2 separate regions of the Homo sapiens genome follow, and region 2 is linked to region 1. The links are chromatin loops, found by intact Hi-C in ENCODE. Cell type or tissue: GM12878. All regions are shown on one strand.

The links. Hi-C counts contacts between places; a loop is a spot of excess contacts. Peaks named below come from ENCODE experiments on the same cell type or tissue, not always from the same donor. Only the 100,000 strongest peaks of a DNase experiment are listed, where the experiment ranks them.
Region 2: it touches region 1 in a loop (1.8-fold over the local background); 1 of 110 quality-filtered maps calls a loop at or near these places.

Annotation. Positions count from the first base shown.
Region 1 is chr5:154,236,235-154,238,734 of GRCh38, reverse strand. All of the region lies in intron 1 of GALNT10 (polypeptide N-acetylgalactosaminyltransferase 10), which reads right to left. Among named protein-coding and RNA genes, the nearest start is that of GALNT10, 47 kb to the right of the region's middle. RefSeq lists an enhancer at 806-855. In GM12878, a CTCF peak has its summit at 1,548; a DNase peak (open chromatin) is centred at 584; H3K27ac peaks cover 979 bases.
Region 2 is chr5:154,383,427-154,385,926 of GRCh38, reverse strand. All of the region lies in intron 6 of GALNT10 (polypeptide N-acetylgalactosaminyltransferase 10), which reads right to left. Among named protein-coding and RNA genes, the nearest start is that of MIR1294, 38 kb to the right of the region's middle. RefSeq lists an enhancer at 923-1,072. In GM12878, no CTCF peak of the experiment used is centred here; DNase peaks (open chromatin) are centred at 601 and 1,256; H3K27ac peaks cover 2,283 bases.

The DNA of each region.
Region 1 (2,500 bases):
TTCCTGAGGATGACTATTTATGAGGCCAATTTCGCTTTCCCAGTGCTAATGAATCCCCCACGGCAGCCTCTGTGCAGCTCTGCGTCCAGAGAGCAGGGACTTGCCTTCCCTGGAGTTCTTCGAAGCACCGCAGACACTTCCAGTGCTCAATCAGCGTTTAATAATCACAGCAATAATCCTAATAATGACCAGGGTAAAGCGCAGGGGGAGAAGGAGAAGATGCACGTGGGGAGAAATAACACTTAAGCTATTTTGCTTCCTCAAGACAGACTTCTGCCTGAAATAGATTAATTCAATCTGCATATTAATGTGGATTACTAATTAATGACTAAAAAATGCTTTCACCAGAGAAAGTGCTATGCAAATGCCTAAAAAATAATATCCAGGAGTCTCAGGATAACTATGGAAAGGAAATAAGCTAGGCTTTTTTTTTTTTTTAACATTTAAAACTTTATGGTTGAAGGAAATAGAGGGCATTAAGAAAATTCACTTAAAGCACGGAAACAGAAAACAGAAAAGCCTGGTGTGAGGCGACTTCCTTTCCACGCCTGTGGGAACTTCTCACTGCACTTTCCTTGGGTTGTTGTAACTGTTGCTACATGTGTCTGTGTTGCCTTCTAGACCCCAAATGCCTCAAGGGCACAGGCCATGTCTTACGTATGTAACTCCACAACCCTGGTACCCAACACTGTGCCGGGTATGCAGGCAGCAGCCAATAATGTTTAATGAAATAAACAAATGGCCCCAAAAGCCTTCTCAAAAGAGGAGGCCAAGGGCAGCTTATAATGACTTCCTTCAAAGAGTACAGTATGAAAAAGAAGAAAACATGAGTCATGGTGCGGTGGAGAAATCTAGCAGGCGCGACCTTCACCAGGTGATCAAGGTCAACATCGACAGTGATAAGTCATGTTAATAGTAGGTATCCTTGATGTGATGCAAGGAAAATGGCACTTTACCTCTGTAATCTTGCTCCCCAAACCCATAACCCCCATCTACGCATCAGAAAAACATCAGACAAATTCCAACAGATTCTAAAAAAATGCTTGGCCAGGGCTCCTCAAAAACAAGGTGAAGTCTGATAAACTGTCCCAGCCAAGAGGAGCTTAAGAAGACATAGCAACCTAATGTAATGCAGTATCCTGCAGGGATTTCCCAATTGGAGAAACAAAGCAAGGGGAACCGGGATCTGTCCAAGGTCTCACAGAGATAGCCGAGTCAGGACTTGCATCCTCACCTCAGACTCTTTGGTAGACAGATTCTCACAAGCGTGCGGATGCATTACAGTGATGGAGATGGTATTCTTTTTCACACACAATGAATAGCCTGGATTTAAAAACAAAAAAAAACCCCACAACTTAAATGCAATTTCTTCTCTCCTCTCAAAACGCTCAACTTCTTTTGACCAAAAATCCCAAATAATTTCACAGTCAAGCACCTCTCTGAAATCAAGAGATTCAATGGGGCTGAAAGAATGGTCCTCAGAGCTCACCAAAACCAAATCCTCCCATTTAGCAGAGAAAAAATTGAGGCCCAAAGGGGGCGACAATGTCCTGCCTCTTGCCAGTTCAGTATATTGGTGCCACACTTAACTCATGCTTCCTCACTTGCAAGATCCCAAACTCTCTGCTACCTGGGACACAAAGAACCAGTTTAGGACCATGGAGGAATTCCTGCCAAATCCTAGCTCTATCTTTGCCAATCTCACGGCTGTGAAGGGCATCCATATGGAAAATGGTTTTGGTATTTAGCTACACATCTTTTTGCCCCAGACCCCTAGACACTGCCAAGCAGAAAGCCCAGGCCTGGCAGGCTGAGGCCTGAGACACAAAGATAGCTTCCAACTGTGGTATGTGGAAAGGGCACAGCGCAGCCTGGCTGGCAGGCCACACTTCCCCTGTGCAGCCCCATCCATCAACCACCCTGGGGGATCTCAGTTTCCAGCTCGGTGGTACATTTTCCAGGGTACATTTTCTAAATGTGACCCTGTTTCTGTTATGAGAATCAAAGTGCTCCAACCGCAAGATCATAAATACTCAAAAGTGACAGCTAATGGCAATGGCAGTTTGCAAAATGCCAAATGGCAGCAAGAAGTGGACGCCATAAATTACATCCTGATTCCTCCACTCACACTGAGGTGTTTTGTGGGTTTTTAGTGATGAAATCTGCTTTCAAGTGGGTTTACAGGGGCTCCCCATGAATTCAGGCAGAGCTTTTAAAAATACTTCTAACAGATGCTAAAAAGAAGACCAGAGGAGCCTACAATTTAAGCCTAAAACAAGTTGATTAAAAATGTGTTTAATGTGCAATGACCAAAATATGGAAAGTAGCTCATTTAAAGATGGATACATTTAGTGTGAATGTGCTAATAGTTACATTAACAGTAACAATGACAGCTAAGATGCATTGGGTCAGGCACTGAGCTGGGCATTTTACATGGATTATCTCACGGAATTCCTGCAATAGTTCCATGTGGTAGGTACCACTGTTGTCCTTATTTTGC
Region 2 (2,500 bases), 150 kb before region 1:
AGAGAGATGAAAAAATATACAGCTCGCTGGGCCCCACCTCAGACCTGCTGAAACAATCCTTGCGGGAGGCAGCCTAGGGCTCTGTGTTTTTGAACATGCTCCTTTGACAACTATTACTCAGTAGGCCAGCATGGACGTTTGTTCTGCTGTGGTGTTTACAGAAGAAGCCACTGTCTCTGTCTTTTCAGTTAAACTGGGAGATAAGATTAACTCCATTCATTCATTCTCTAATGAGTTTGTTCATCCCATGCCAGTTGTGAGGGAGGTGCTGGAAGAATCTCGAGGTCAATGAGAGTCCTTCAGGAGATGTTGGTGTAGTGGGGCAGCCCCCTCAAGACAGAGGGTGCATAAGGGACTCCGGGAGGTAGAGACAGCATTACAGGAATCTGAAAGGAGTGTGTCTGTTTCCAGCTTTTGGGGTAAGGAGGATGGCTGGGGCAAGGGTCAAGGAATGAGGCTCAGGGGAGGTGGCATTTAAGTGGGTTTGGACAAGAGGAAATTTGGGAGAGGGAAAGGCACTGAGGGGAGGATAAAACGTCAGCAAGGACACAGAGACGACAAATCATGCAGTACCCACGGGAACAGGAAGTCCGCCTGGCACCGTGCTAAGTGAGGAAACGTCATGCTGCTGACTGTCAGCGTCCCCCAGGGTATCTCGCACAAGACTGGCACCTGGTAGGGGCCAACCAGCGTTTGCTGTGTGAAAAGCTATCAGAGTGGCTGCATCCTTGTCTGGATGCACTGGAAAACTCCAAACCCTCAAATCCAAACATTCCAGCAGCAACCTCCATTCCCCCTCCTGGTCCCTGGAAGTGCAAGCTCATGGGAAGTAGGCTGATCGAATAAGCTCTTAGTCAACCCAAAAGCTGCCCAAGCAGCTCCTCCTTCCAGTAGCAGATGAGCCTTTACAGCACAGGCAGGACTCCTTTAAAAGGGGAGCCCCTGAATATTTACTGAGGGCTTGAATATGCCGGGTGCTGTACGGAGCTAATTTATTAATAAAATGAATTTACTCTTCACCTCGACCTCATGTGGCAGGCCTCATTATCATCACCATTTTACACATGTAAAACTGGAGTGCAGACAGGGAACTTGCTCAAGGCCCCATGGCTAAAAAGCAGCACTGCTGGGATGTGAATCTCTAATCTAAGCCACAGTTCACACCCCTCGCCACCACAATATACTGCCTCCAGGCAGGCAGGAACACTCGAGAAGCAGGTGATGCATGCAAAGAACAGGGCGTGAGAAATTCGGAACCCTCACTCTCATTTCTGCTTTCCTTAACCTGCTGTGTGACCTGAGATGCAGCGTTTAACCATTAACCCTGTGCTACCCAGGAAGGAAGCCACTGGCCACAGGTGATGACTCTGCACTTAAAATGTGACTGGTATGAACTGACATGTGCTGTGAGTGTGAGATACACACCAGATTTCCAAGACTTAGGATGAAAAGAGTATGAAAGAACTCATTAATAATTTTAAAGTGTTGGTTACATGTTAAAACGATAATATTTGAGGTATACTGGTTTAAATAAGATACATTATTAAGATGAATTTTACCTGTTTCTCTTTACCTTAGAAAATAATATCACATATGCAGCTTGTATTATATTGGACAGTGCTGATTTAACCTCTTTGAGCCCTATTCCCCATCTAAACAATGGAGTGATAGCTATACTTCCTATCCCACGTTGCTAGTGATACGGTTGGCTACGTCCCCACCCAAATCTTATCTTGAACTGTAGTTACCGTAATCCCCAGGTGTCATAGGAGAGACCTGGTGGGAGGTAATGGAATCATGGGGGCAGTTACCCCCATGCTGCTGTTCTCATGATAGTGAGTGAGTTCTCATGAGATCTGATGGTTTTATAAGGGGCTTTTTCCTCTTTGCTCAGCACTTCTCTCTCCTGCCGCCTTGTGAAGAAGGATGTGTTTGCTTCCCCCTCTGCCATGACTGTAAGTTTCTTGAGGCCTCCCCAGCCATGTGGAACTGTGAGTCAGTTGAACTTCTTTTCTTTATAAATTACCCAGTCTCAGGCAGTTCTTTATAGCAGTGTGAGAATGGATTAATACAGCTAGAATATTTCTAAAAGTACCCAGTACTATAAGAAAATAAGGTGTTATTAGTATTGGCTCCCCTTTGTCTTCTGGAGATTGAGGGGGTCCTGGTTTTTTTTGGCTGGAGCCACAAATCTACCGCTTGGAAAGGCTGACAGTGTTTCTGACTTGGTGCTTCATGGGAGACTGAACTCAAGGCTTTGCACATGAAAATCAGCCTCGGTCAAAGCAGGGGCCGGGGCTGAGGGGCTGCATGGAATAGGCAGGATATCAGCTCTAAGGCATTTGGGATGCTCGAGGCTTTGCCTCCAGAGAGAGGCCTCTCTGCCCAGCCTGTTCTGGTTTCTGCTGTGTTTGGCAATACTAGTAACAATTCTGAGTGTCCAGTGTGTGCTACTTACTTTACTGACACCATCTCCAGCTCTCACAAAGCTCTAATATTA